3 separate regions of the Homo sapiens genome follow, and all the other regions are linked to region 2. A link is a contact called in ENCODE Hi-C or POLR2A ChIA-PET data. All regions are on one chromosome and are shown on one strand. Each heading gives the region's core, a stretch centred on a gene start or an enhancer-like site at or near the end of the contact. The rest is flanking DNA. Distances are from core to core; before and after follow the strand shown.

Region 1 (3,928 bases), core at 1,168-3,667, 990 kb before region 2:
GAGTTGTGAAAGTGCTTTATGTAGTCTGGATAGCAGTGTGTGGACTTATTTTAATCCTCATAATCTGTGTGGTAGATACTATTAGGCTAAATGATAGATAAATAAGTTATGATGCAGGATTGTTAAGTAATTGCCCAAGATTACATAGCTAATAGGTAGCAGAGCTGGGATTGAAACCCAAGTAGATTGACTAGAACCTGTGTCAAACTGTTTGCCTTTTTTTTTCTCTTTGATCCTCTCATATGCAGAGATTGACTTATTGGGGCTGTAAATAGAACAAGGATCCAGTTCCTGTAGGTGATAGAATAATGCTAATAGGGATACCCCTGGGCAGAGGGATAATATATTGTAATGGCAGCTCTGGAGTCATCTCCTTAGGAACAGCTAAGATATTTGTTTCTGTTGAAGAGGTGTAATTATTTTCCCTTTAATTCTCTTCACATTACTGGTGGCCAGAGTACTTCCTTTAAATTATGTTTGGAATATTTGCCATTATTAAGTAATGAGGTGCATTATATAAATGGATTTTCTCAATAGCAGAAGCTTATCCTTTTAGATACCTGTTCTACATAAAACATCTCACACACTTGATGTTACACACTTTGGCTTTCGAAGGCCTGTCTTAAACTAATGCTGACTTGGAGACACTTAGTGTATGGTAATATACTTAGGGAATATTACAACTTACTGACCTTATATAATGGCTTCATATCTGAATACTTTTAAAGTTATGTTTATTTTTAGTTTTGTAAGGTGGGTTTTTTTAATGTCATTATCAGCTATTTCACTTTTTCTGACATCCTTTTATAATACTGTTGCCCTCTTTTACCTGTTACAGTTTTTATTTCTAATTAGCCAAAAGAAGATAATCAAATTGTTAGGTTTACATTCATGTTATCTAAAATAAATTTCAGATATGGAAAATTACCTGGGGGGAACTTTCCAGGGAACAAGTGAATCTCCCGTGACTGCTCAGCGGACCTTGTTTCTTGGTGCATGGGCTCTGAATAGTCATTTTGTGTAAGTGAACTAAAGTAAGCTAAATATGACATTTGACAGGAGAAAACATGGTCTATATTTCTTTTTAATAAATTTTTAATTAACAGTTTGTAAAACCATGGAGATTATTTTTCAGTAAAAGGATAAACCAAGCAATCTTCAGTGTAAGGAATAAATAGACAGCAGGCAGAAAGTTGGTTCACAATCATTGCTGTTTTGCAGCATTTTGTAAAGTTCCTAAGTCAGTGACAGCTTGTGCTCTCAACTATGCCTCTGGTAAGCCAGAATAAACTCCCAACTAATTAACTAAAGGGAGAAAACCTTGCTAAATCCTATTTACTTTTTGTAAGATACCAGGACGAAGGCTATCTATTGAGTTGCATTTATCATTTCAAGCGCTTTGGAAGTACTTAGTGCTTTCAAGCCATTTTGATTAATTTAAGCTCTTAGAATAAATTAATAAGTATTCACCCAGAGGCCAGAATAAGTAGGTGTAGTAATATTTCAGTGGCTTGGGCACTTTGTCAGATGTATTCTGACTTGGAAGGCAGAGCTTCACTGGCCACAGTTGTCCCCTTAGGTTGGCCTTGCCACAATTGCAGTGGAGCTGTAGCAGGGTGCCTGGCACAAGAGGCTTGAAATACATGTAGAAAATTTTGCTTGAAAGGTAAGTCAAACTGTAGCTATCATTTGGAAGTAGTAGAGTTATGAACTATGATCGTACCAATACTTTTTTAAAAGGGTTTTATCAAGCTTGCAGTTTATTTAAAATCATTTTGCTTTGTTGGACTTTAAATTCCTAACATTGGAGTGTGGGTTTTTAAAAATTCTGTAAACCAGTTTAATTCACACTTATTTTTCCACTGAACTTTGAATTTTCTAGTGGATTTTATCTGTTTAGTGAACTTACAGATCTGCATCTGGCTTTGTAGTTTGCTAGCCTTTCCAGACTACATAGCAATATATCTCTTTCATATGAGGGTTAATGAGTAGCCAGATTACACTCACCAGTCCATTGTTACATTAAGAGCCACAGAGTTTGCTATCTCCCTTCCATCCCCTTTCATACTTTTTTCCTTTCACAGTTTTATTTGATATAGTAAAGCAACTTTTAAAAATTGAGATTTTTATATTTTAAAACAATATATAGTTTTTAATTTTGCTCCCTTGTAGGTTCTTACTCTATTTTATTGTTAGTTTTAAATTATGGCAATTAATATGAGCTTAGTAATGGTCTAATCAAGGTAGATCTTGCTCCTTGCCTCTTCATCCCCACTTTCCTATACCGTTTTTACCTGCAGATTTGCATGTTTGACCTAGCAGAATAATTGGGTCCACAGCAACATGGGCGTGCCTCCCTTAGAAACACTTGGTTTCATGTATGACTCATAAGCTGAAGCACAGACACCACTTCCCCAATCTACAGGAGCCATTTTAACAGCTAAAACTTGTCGGATTGCTTTTTATTTTCAAGCTCAAAAGACGATAGAGAAAGAATACTTGAAGGTAACTTGTTACAATTTTGTATGTTTGCTTCTGGCTTTTTCTTGAGCTGATAAACAGAGGGTGGTTCTTACCTGTTGAAGAACATGGCTGAATGTGTTCTTTAACCCTCTGATAAAATGTGTGTGGTCAGTCACATGCCTGATTGAACTTAATTGCTAGGGGGAAACAAAGCACTGAAATTCTGGAAAGTTTTAGATCTTCTTGCTAAAGCATTTTGTATGTCTTTGTGATTTTTTTTCTATGTAATTTAAGAATAAAAGAGGTTTTTTGTTTGTTTATTTGTTTTTAAGTACCACAAAGCAAACTAAGGTCAAATTTTAATTTAAAAAACCTAATTGTATTTTTTGGGGTAGTTGAAGTTACAGTTAAGTAAACCGTATTATTCCTGTGTGATATAGATGTTAAATATCCAGGGGCAGTGGCTTTGTTTTGGCATTTTAGCTAAGGGTGAAGTTTTGGGACAACTCAGCCATAGGTGTTGCTCATTGACTGTTATTTATTTATTTTTTTCTCCCTCTCTGTTTTTTAAAGTTAATGAAATTATATTAAATGTTTCATTTTGGAAACCCAATGGAAATTTAAATGAATTGTTATTTAGATAATAAGTAAAAATGAATATTAGATTATTTAGATAACAAGTAAAAGTGAATATTAAATAGAGGAAGAAAGACTAGAATGATTCATTTACTATTAGAAAAAAATGAAGTTTTATAATTCACACTGAAAACTTGTTCTGAGTAACAACCTTAGAAGTAAAGCTGTCTTCTAAGGAAACGTAGTTATTTCAATTTTGTGTAAAAAGAAAAAGTGATGAGTATTGGCCTTCCTTTTGTATTACTGTTCTTAAAATTTGCCTGCCTTGAATTAAAAACCTTCTGTAAATGAAAAGATTGCTCAGTCTTTTCCTGAAGTACTTGTCATTGTAGTTATGAGATTTTGGCTGGCAAGTATACATCCTACTGTGCCTTAAAGTTCTAGGTGCTCTGTAAAGATGAGTGCAGTAGTATTTTATTTCTGAAACATATTTATGAAGATAAAATTGGAATATGCAGTGATTCCAAAAAATAAAGTTTTTGGATATAAAACTTGCCAAATCATTTCTTGTTGACCAAAATGATATTTAGCTAGTTCTTTGAGAATTTGCTATGCACTTACTAAGTGCTTGAAGGCCTGTCAGATTAAAGGGAAGAGACAAAGGCAATCAGTTATTATTTCTTACTCTTTTGTAAGGATTGTTGATATTAACAGATCTCAATTTTGCGGTCTTACAAGAAAGACACAGCGGACATTTTACCAATTCAGCTGAGCCATTTGCTATCATCTTTGTTTGCATATTGCTGGTTTAGTCAGCCTTTGAGTAAGCAAAAGCTGTATTTACTTCTAGTCTGGTCTGTGTGAAAAATCTAATGAAGACTTTTCTATT
Region 2 (3,911 bases), core at 149-2,648:
ATTTTTCCATGAAAATCCCTGTGGTGATAATTGTAAGATAAATGATCCAAAGGCATATATTAAAATTCATTTTGAGAGCCCATCATATAATAAACTTTCTGTGGGTAAGGCTGTGGATATTAAAAAATATAACATATTCATTCATTTGTTGCCAGGAGGTTTAATTTATTTTCTTCCTTCTTAATAAAGTAGAAGGAAAAAACATCCATGTTTATACGATGTCACTGCAGTTCAAAATAAGACTCATTAATTATCAGAATGAGTGGCCACTGAGCAATCTGCTCCAGTGAGTGGCTTGCACAGCTCACTGGAGTTTATGTTACATTTGGCCATTTACGCACTCACTTTCCAGAAAGCCCACTTTACTTGTGAGCTAAGTCAGATCCCCAAAAATGGATCTTCTTATGTTGAAGTTGACTGATCTTCCAAGATGGATGAATTTTTAATAAACTGATGAGAAGTCCTGTTTGCGATACATTGTTGATCATCACTCAGCCCCAAATGACTGGAAAGGTTATTTAGGGACTCAGGAAGCCCCAGCATAAGCAAATACCATAGGTACAAGCCCTTAAAATCAAAATGCCTAGATGTTAAATCAATGTCCCTATTATTGTTTCACATGGGACTCTGGTGACATTTCTAGAGAAGGAATGATTCTTGGCACTTTTCTTAGAAGAATGCCCTCTGCTTGTCGCTGGCTAGATGAGGGAGCATCTGCTATCCAGCTAACAAGGCAGGGGTCAGCAGGAGAACAGACTGGGGAGGCCGGGGATATGGGAAGGGTCCTCTCTGCAGCTGCTCTGTGGGGCAGGCGTGTCCTGATGACAGGGTGTCCTCAGCTGGAGCCATGGGGGAAAGAAGCAAGGCACGTCTCCTGGGTTTCCCCTTAAGTTCCAGTGAAGAGAAATTCAAAATACTTTCATTTTCCTACTAACCACACTTCTTCTGTGGGGAAATATGAGTGCTTCATAGCACCTACAGGACAACACCTCTTGTAGATATCAATTTGGAAGCTTCATCTCTTTGAGAAGTTGCAGGATAAAACAGCATTTTTAATAATCTCTTTGATAATAATCATTTGGCCCTGCATAATATATACATATATACTGTACATATGTATTATATATACACAATTTATGTATATGTTTTTATATGTGTGTGTGTTTACACATACACACAGAGATAAAATGAGAAAGACCAGAGGCAGAGAGAGAGACACACACACACACACACACACAGAGAAACACACTCTTTGATGATGATGAGCCAGATACCACAAAGGAAAAGGTTTCTGCCTACAGGTCTAGGACTATTGATGAGTAAATTCTGTTCTTTCCTTCCCACCGTAATCAGCCCTTGGTTGAGCAAATCTTGAGGGTTGAATAGGGTTTCACTTTCAACCTCACGCGGACAGAAATGGTCATGATTCACCTAAATTCCCTGTGAACAGAAACAGGCTGGCTTCTCACACCTCCAGTGAAGGCTGGACGGTGGTGGTAGGCTGCTCTTATCTCAATTTCAAGTTCTTTTGCCTCATTTCATGCCATTGAAAACATCATTTGGATTGGCCATCTGCACCCTGAATGACATCCGCATTTTACCCACTGACATGGAGCAGCCACAGCTGATTAATAGAGCCAGAATTCCTCATGTGGACCAATTTGCTATGCAGTTGTCAAGGAGTCAAAACCCAGCTTAGCTGTGTAGTGGTTTGAGAATGGTCATCTTTCAATGCTATAACAAAAATTAAAACTCTACTAATAGCTGAGCCCTGGATTTCTGTTGAGAATTCTGCTCAGTTTCATGTTAGGGTAATTTGCCTAAATGGGCTCAACCTTAACAGACAAGAATGTCCAAGAACAAGCTGGATGCTAATGTTTTGTTCTGAAAGAATGTTAAAGAATTTTTTTTAAATAAAAAGGTCTTGTTAATAATCCTTTTTTAAAAATAATTTCAACTTGTATTTTAGATTCAGAGGGTACATGTGCAGGCTTGTTACATGGGTATATTACGTGATGCTGAGGTTTGGGGTATGAATGATCCCATCACCCAGGTACTAAGCATAGTACCCAACAGTTAGTTCCTCAGCCCTTGGTGACCTCCCTCCCCCATCTAGTAGTCACCAGCATCTATTATTCCTATCTTTATGTCCATGAGTATGCGATGTTTAGCTCCCACTTATGAGTGAGAACATATGATATTTAGTTTTCTGTTCCTGCACTAACTCAGTTAGGATAATGACCTCCAGCTGCAACAGTGTTCCTGCAAAGGACCTTATCTGTCAATGACATTGCTAGCTTTTCTGAGATAGGCAACTCAGAGGAGTATGTGATTTCAGGCTTGGGATCGTTTGGTTCCAAGTAGCAGAAACTCACCAAGGAGTGTTTGCTAAAAAGTGGGATTTGTTGAAAGGATATGAGGTTAGAGGAGCAGAAGGTCTGGATGAAGACCTGGAGTAGAGTCAGGAACCAAGGCAATGCCTCCCAGCATCACTCCCTGGGGGTCAAGCAGCTGCTCATCCCCACTTCTCTCTGGATATCAGCATTATTTTTCTCTCTTCGCAGACTGTTTTTTCCTGATTTTCTGGAAGAGTGTCAGAAATGTGTTGCCTAACCCTTGTCTCTGCATCGTTCCCCAGTCTCAGGCTCCCAACCAACTGACCTGTCCCAAGAGAGACAGACACTAGTAGGTCCAGCTTAATTAGAGATTGGCTTCCTTGATCCACCTTTGACTCAGCTAACTATGGCCAGGGGCTAGCATCATTTGAGTGATCTGGCTCCTGGTGTCCAGTCCTGTGCAGGGGGAGGCATTTCTTTCAGAAAAGGGAGGTTTGGGCTACACGAACACCCTTGAAGCAGCCTCCTGTAGTTGTCATTCTAGGAAGGGGCTTAAATCGATTCATAGACATTGTAGAATTTATTCTAAGGGTAGCAAAATGAGCAAAACTGTTTCACAGATAGGAAAATGAAGGCAAAGAGTTGTCAGGAAATTGCCAAAGTCAGTTTGAAACCTGAGTTGCTGACTCCTGATTCAGGCTTGACTATGTCAAGTATTTCTTTCTTGCACTGTGAAGGCTGGCTGGCTGTGGATGCTTCATGGCTTTCAGAAAGGGGTAGTGGAGTTTGCCCAAATAATCTGCAATAAAGCAGAGCAAAAAATCTAATAGATTTGTGGCTCATGCCATATCATTTAACAAATAAACCATCTCTTCCCCAAAATACAGGCTGGCTCACCAGGGAGTGGCCTGGTCCCTTGAGCATGTGTTCTTTCCAGATCAAATGGTGGTGGTTCAGCTCAGTCTGGGTGAGCCTGGCATTTTTTCATCAATAAAGAAGACCTGTTAAAATTAATGTTGAAATAGTCTCCCATCATTCTGAAAGTATGCACTTTGCTCATCTGAAAAATATAATCAACCTGCCAGTTTCTAAGTTGAAATTTGTGTGTATTGCCTAGAATAACATTGACTCAGTATTCCTTTCAACATGAACCTTGGTAGTGTTTCCTCTTAGAGTTTTCCTCTTCTATACACTTCTTATGGTCTTCTACCTAGGTTCATGCACGCACACACAATGCACATACATGCACAACACAGACATGCAGAAGTGCACATGCAACTTATATCCCATGTATCACAAATTCCAAGGAATTAATGAAAATGGAGTATTTTGCACTGAAAAAGCTCTGGAGCTTAACTTCTCCATGTCAGGGGCTAACAAGTCAAGAATGGGATAAGTCAGTCCCTTCCTACACTGGGCACCTCACTCTTCATCTGCAGAATCCCAAGAATTTCTTGTTTAGAGATTACTCTGATGTTTCTACATCATTGTTTGCTGTACAGAATGTTTGACAGCATAGTTCTGTTAGATTTCAGCCTGATAATGCACAATGCAGTTTTCAAAGAAAAGAAAAAT
Region 3 (4,486 bases), core at 1,624-4,123, 560 kb before region 2:
CAGAAAGACAAAGTGTGAGACAAAATATTTAGATCTTCAGGAGCTTACATTCAAGACAAGGTTAACCTGATGCTGTAGTTCTGGTTGTGTTCCTCCAAGAGGCAGGAGAGGAGAATTGGAGATATTCAGAACATGTTTGGGAGGAATGTAGTAATCAGGGCACCCTTCTGGTTTAAGTTGTCTTTTCTGCTTCGCTGCTATTCAGAAAGTGAAAAGCTTTGTTCTGGAACTTTGAGATATAGATGGGTCTTTTGCTTTTAATAATTTAAGGTAACTCCTTCAAAGATATTGCAGGTCTAGTTCACAAAACAAATTGTACAGTGAGCTGAGAGCAACTTTCTCTGTCCTGAGTTTTGATGAAGTTGTTTTTTTTAAATCATGATCAGGATACAGGTCCTCAATTAGTTTGTCTGGAATTTAGTAAGCGGAGTGCTGGAGATTGGAGATCAGAGTAGCATGAAGATTGAATAAGATGGGGATTGCACATTCTGGTTTACCCAGTTTGGAAGAGTAATGCATAGGTAATATACAGGTTGTGTTGATGGGTGAGGATACAGATGTCACAGTTTGTGAGAATTCAAGTGTAGTGATTTATTTCATTTAATCTACTGGCAGAGCTCTAATTTACTTATGGAGCTGTAGAAACAAAAAATTTCTAATAGGGCTGAGTGCGGTGGCTCACGTCTGTAATCTCAGCACTTTGGGAGGTCAAGGCGGGTGGATCACTTGAGGCCCGGAACTCGAGACCAGCCTGACCAACATCATGAGACCCTGTCTCTACTAAGAATGCAAAAATTAGCCTGGCGTGGTGGCACACAGCTGTAAAAATATCTCAGCTACTCAGGAGGCTGAGGTATGAGAATTGCTTGGACCTGGGAGGTGGAGGTTGCAGTGAGCCAAGATCGAGCCACCTCACTCTAGCCTGGGCGATAGAGTGAGACTCTGTCTCAAAAAATATATATATTTTTAGTAGTTTTTGCTATAGTTTTATGAAAGTAACAAGACTAGTAAAATTATAAAACAATTGGCCTTTATGGTCTAAAGCGTTCTTATTTATAGCCACCCAGAATGTATCATCTGCTAGTCTCCACTCTGCTGTCTGTCCTTTCCATCATCCCTCTTGGGCGCCCTACCTGGCTGGCCTGCCCAGTAAGTATGGCACCAGGTTTCCTGTTCTGGGCCTCTGGCTGCTTTGTACTTCTCCATTCCTGGAGGTCTCTGGACCTTCAGCTGCTCAAAATTCAATTGCACCAACTTTGACTGAAGTGCACTGCTGATGATCCTTCTCTTTGTGAGCCTTGCCTCTTCCCTATGAGCTACTTTCTGCCTAGACCTCCTCATGGTGCCGTGTCCAGAACGTGGGAGCCACCCGGCTAGGAAACTCAACACTGCTGCCCTCCTAGCAGTAGCAGCAAGCTACAGCTTGCCCCCTTTCAAGGTGTTTGACCCTGTTGGATTTCTCATTGCTCCCCTTCTTGCTTTGTATTTTTTTTGGCAGGAAGAGTCTCTTTTATTTCTGAGCTGATTTGCAGATCAGAAACGATGGACCTCTGTTGAACTCTGAAGCAGTCCTCCCTCTCCACTTGGGACTGCTAGTCCTCTTGCCTTTGGTATAAAGGGGTCCTCCATCTGTCCCCAGGCCCCATCCTCCGAGAGGCCTTCCAGAACCTGAGCATTGTGTTTTTCTTTTTCAATACTTTAGTACCTTAGAAACCAGAAAGTGATAAATGAGGAGAGTAGGTATGAAGTAGAAGAGGATTTTGATGGCCAGCTCGTAAAGTGTAGCGTTAAGTGAAACATTGTGATGTGAACAATTTGGTATTTTTGAAAGTCCTAATGCTACTTGTACCAGGTGAAATGTTTAAATCTCTCTCAAGCCCCTAGCATTTTGATATTCTTAAAAAAGAAAAAAAAAGCCACACAGAAGGCATTAGTCCAGCGTGGTATGTTATTGAAACTGGAACGATATTGCAGCATATCTCCACATCTCCCGTTGACGGCAAAGCTGAGCCAGTGAAACAGGTGTGAGCCTTTGAGACTGCTGGGATAACCCATGCTGTGGAGATGGAAAACTAAACTTTTGAGTGAGTTTTCTGGTTTATTGGGATTCATCCTTGGTATATCAGCAGTTGTGGTTTCAAGGTTCCATATTTTAGTTCTTGTTCCACTTGATGGAACACTTGACATCTATCCTCTTCTGTAACTCCGCAAGAGGGGCATTTGGTTAATGGTCATTTTGGAAAGAAAGCTATTTTGGGGACAGTAATTGCCTGGAGTCTTTATGTAAGAAGAGACCGAAGAGTCTTAGCAAGGAGAAGGTTTCTGTTTGCGGCATTTGGCCCATAGTATAGTACACATTCCTGTTGTGTTGTTTTGTTTGCATCATTGGGCTTAGATGTTATTAGATATTACTAGTCTAATCCAATTCCTTGTTCTTGGAGAATAGGTTTCTTGTTTATCTGAATGGCTTTTCTTTGCGTCACTATGCCAGAATAGTCATTCTTGGACAGAAATGATGGTTTTAAAATCTCTCTTACATTTTAAGACCTGCTCTAGGGGTTGTAAAATAGTACTGCTGTTATTGGGAGGAGTTGGGTAGGGGCCACAGCAGCAGGGAGAGAGAGGCTCCCATCGTACAAACTTGCAGACTTTTATTAAAACGTATTTATTGATTGCAAATTATGTCAACAGAGTGAGGCTTTGGTAACTCTTCAAGTTACTAGTGTTTCCTTCTTTGCATAGTTGTTTCCCATCACCCTTTAAACATCTGCTGCTTCTGGTCTTGTCCAGTCATGCTTGAGTGATCAGCCCCAGAAGTCTGACAGCTCTTCCTGTCTTGACTCAGGACAGTCCAGGACAGCTGAGCTCCCTGCACTGAAACAATGGGACTCCTGAAAACTGCTCTGCTGTTGACATGAGAAGCACATTTCCTCTTTCTTAACTTCCAGAAAGTTACTGTGGTGGCTTTGAAATTTGTTCTGAAACAATAAGCTCAAAGGATTCTGTTAATCTATTCTGATTAATTTAGGAGGCAGCAGCATTCATTATTTGACTTATGTTAGTGGTTAATTAACCAAAGTAGAACATGTTCACTTTTTATAAATTAAATGCTGATAGAGTAACAAAGACGAAATATTTTACAACACAGATCCTTGAATTTGACTCTGAAATATTCTGTTATTTTGCAGCAGTTTCCGGTTTTAGTGACACTTACATACTGTTTCTATTATTAGCAAGTTTTGAATTTAAGTAACTTGAAATGGATATGAAAGTTGTTTCTATAAATAATACAGACTGTACTCATGTGAGAGTTTTTTTTCTTTAATTTCATTGTTGGCCTTGATTGGGGAGAAGATTTATATTTTATGCCAGTCTTTTCTTGTTTAGAATTGGCAAGAATTGGATTGAGTTGTATTAAACTGTTTATGTGAATAGATAGTTACTTTTGAGATGTCTTTGAATGTAGAATATTCTTGCAGCCATTTCTTGATGGTCTGCCTTGACTGTCTTATGGACAGTTGGCATCAGTGACACTTTCATTTATTTACTTATTTATTTTTTTTTAGACAGAGTCTCGCTCTGTCGCCCAGGCTGGAATGCAGTCGTTCGATCTCAGGCTCACTGCAACCTCTGCCTGCTGGATTCAAGTGATTCTTGTGCCTCAGCCTCCAAAGTAGCCGGGATTACAGGCATGCACCACTATGCCTGGCTAATTTTTGCATTTTTAATAGAGATGGGGTTTTACCATGTTGGCCAGGCTGGTCTTGAACTCCTGACTTCCAGCAATCTGCCCACCTCGGCCTCCCAAAGTGCTGGGATTACAGGAGTGAGTCATCACTCCTGGTCAATCAGTGACACTTTTAAATCACTTGTGTCCTTGACTCTTTTTATGTTGTCTTTATGAGGGACAGGCCCTTTATTCTACCAAGGAGACCTCCATAGTTGCTCATTCTGAATTCTTTCAGGAAGATTTGGTTGAGGGTTGTTCATTAGGCTGGGGCCTCTGCCGGGGTGGGTTGAGATTAGATGGATAACAGGAAAATAATCATAGTGCTTCCCAGCCCCTGTAAGTGAGGGGTCTTCTTAGGATAACTTTTTGGCTTGGAGTAAATGTCCCCCCCAAAATCTTAAACTCAGTTTAAGGGTGAAAACTTAAATATAATTTGTTCCTGGACTTTGGGATTCTGTGAACATTTGTTTGCTTCTGTTAGTGATGGTTATGGAGGGTTTAACCGCCCACATTTTCACTACCTTTTTAGCCCAATAAATGGAAAAAGAAAAGGTAGGCAGGGAATTTTGTTCCACTTAAAACATCAGTTGGCCTGTTCGGATTCAGGTGACTCAAGGTTTGGTAATGAAGCTAGAGAAGTCTTGTGCAGATACACTCAAACTTCCTGACTGTGCAGTTCAGGGAATTGTAAGTAGAGCCTGAGCAAGGAACACCTTGATTGTTGGAGAGGAAAGGTGGAAGATGAGCACTCCCTAA

The links. A loop is a pair of places that touch in the nucleus more often than their neighbours do. ChIA-PET counts read pairs that join two places held with the same protein, here RNA polymerase II (POLR2A). Pooled maps may share reads with other maps.
Region 1: a pooled map shows a loop between it and region 2 (2.2-fold over the local background). The contact joins the promoter of ELF1 here to the enhancer-like site in region 2. A Hi-C loop is called at or near these places in 6 of 50 pooled maps. POLR2A ChIA-PET finds 5 or more read pairs at or near these places in 2 of 52 experiments (MCF 10A and activated CD4-positive, alpha-beta T cell).
Region 3: a map with no recorded cell type shows a loop between it and region 2 (10-fold over the local background). The contact joins two enhancer-like sites. A Hi-C loop is called at or near these places in 10 of 37 single-sample maps with no recorded cell type and 9 of 50 pooled maps.

What each region holds. Positions count from the first base shown.
Region 1 is chr13:41,017,805-41,021,732 of GRCh38, reverse strand. It overlaps ELF1 (E74 like ETS transcription factor 1), which reads left to right and starts at 2,417. Exons shown (of 9, transcript NM_172373.4): 1 at 2,417-2,505. RefSeq lists an enhancer at 2,423-2,532.
Region 2 is chr13:40,023,883-40,027,793 of GRCh38, reverse strand. No RefSeq gene overlaps it. Among named protein-coding and RNA genes, the nearest start is that of LINC00332, 160 kb to the left of the region's middle. Within about 2 kb of position 1,398, at least 2 of the 41 ENCODE cell types and tissues checked have a DNase peak (open chromatin) inside an H3K27ac peak, as active enhancers do.
Region 3 is chr13:40,588,183-40,592,668 of GRCh38, reverse strand. All of the region lies in intron 1 of FOXO1 (forkhead box O1), which reads left to right. Among named protein-coding and RNA genes, the nearest start is that of FOXO1, 76 kb to the left of the region's middle. RefSeq lists enhancers at 2,651-2,890, 2,901-2,960. Within about 2 kb of position 2,873, at least 20 of the 41 ENCODE cell types and tissues checked have a DNase peak (open chromatin) inside an H3K27ac peak, as active enhancers do.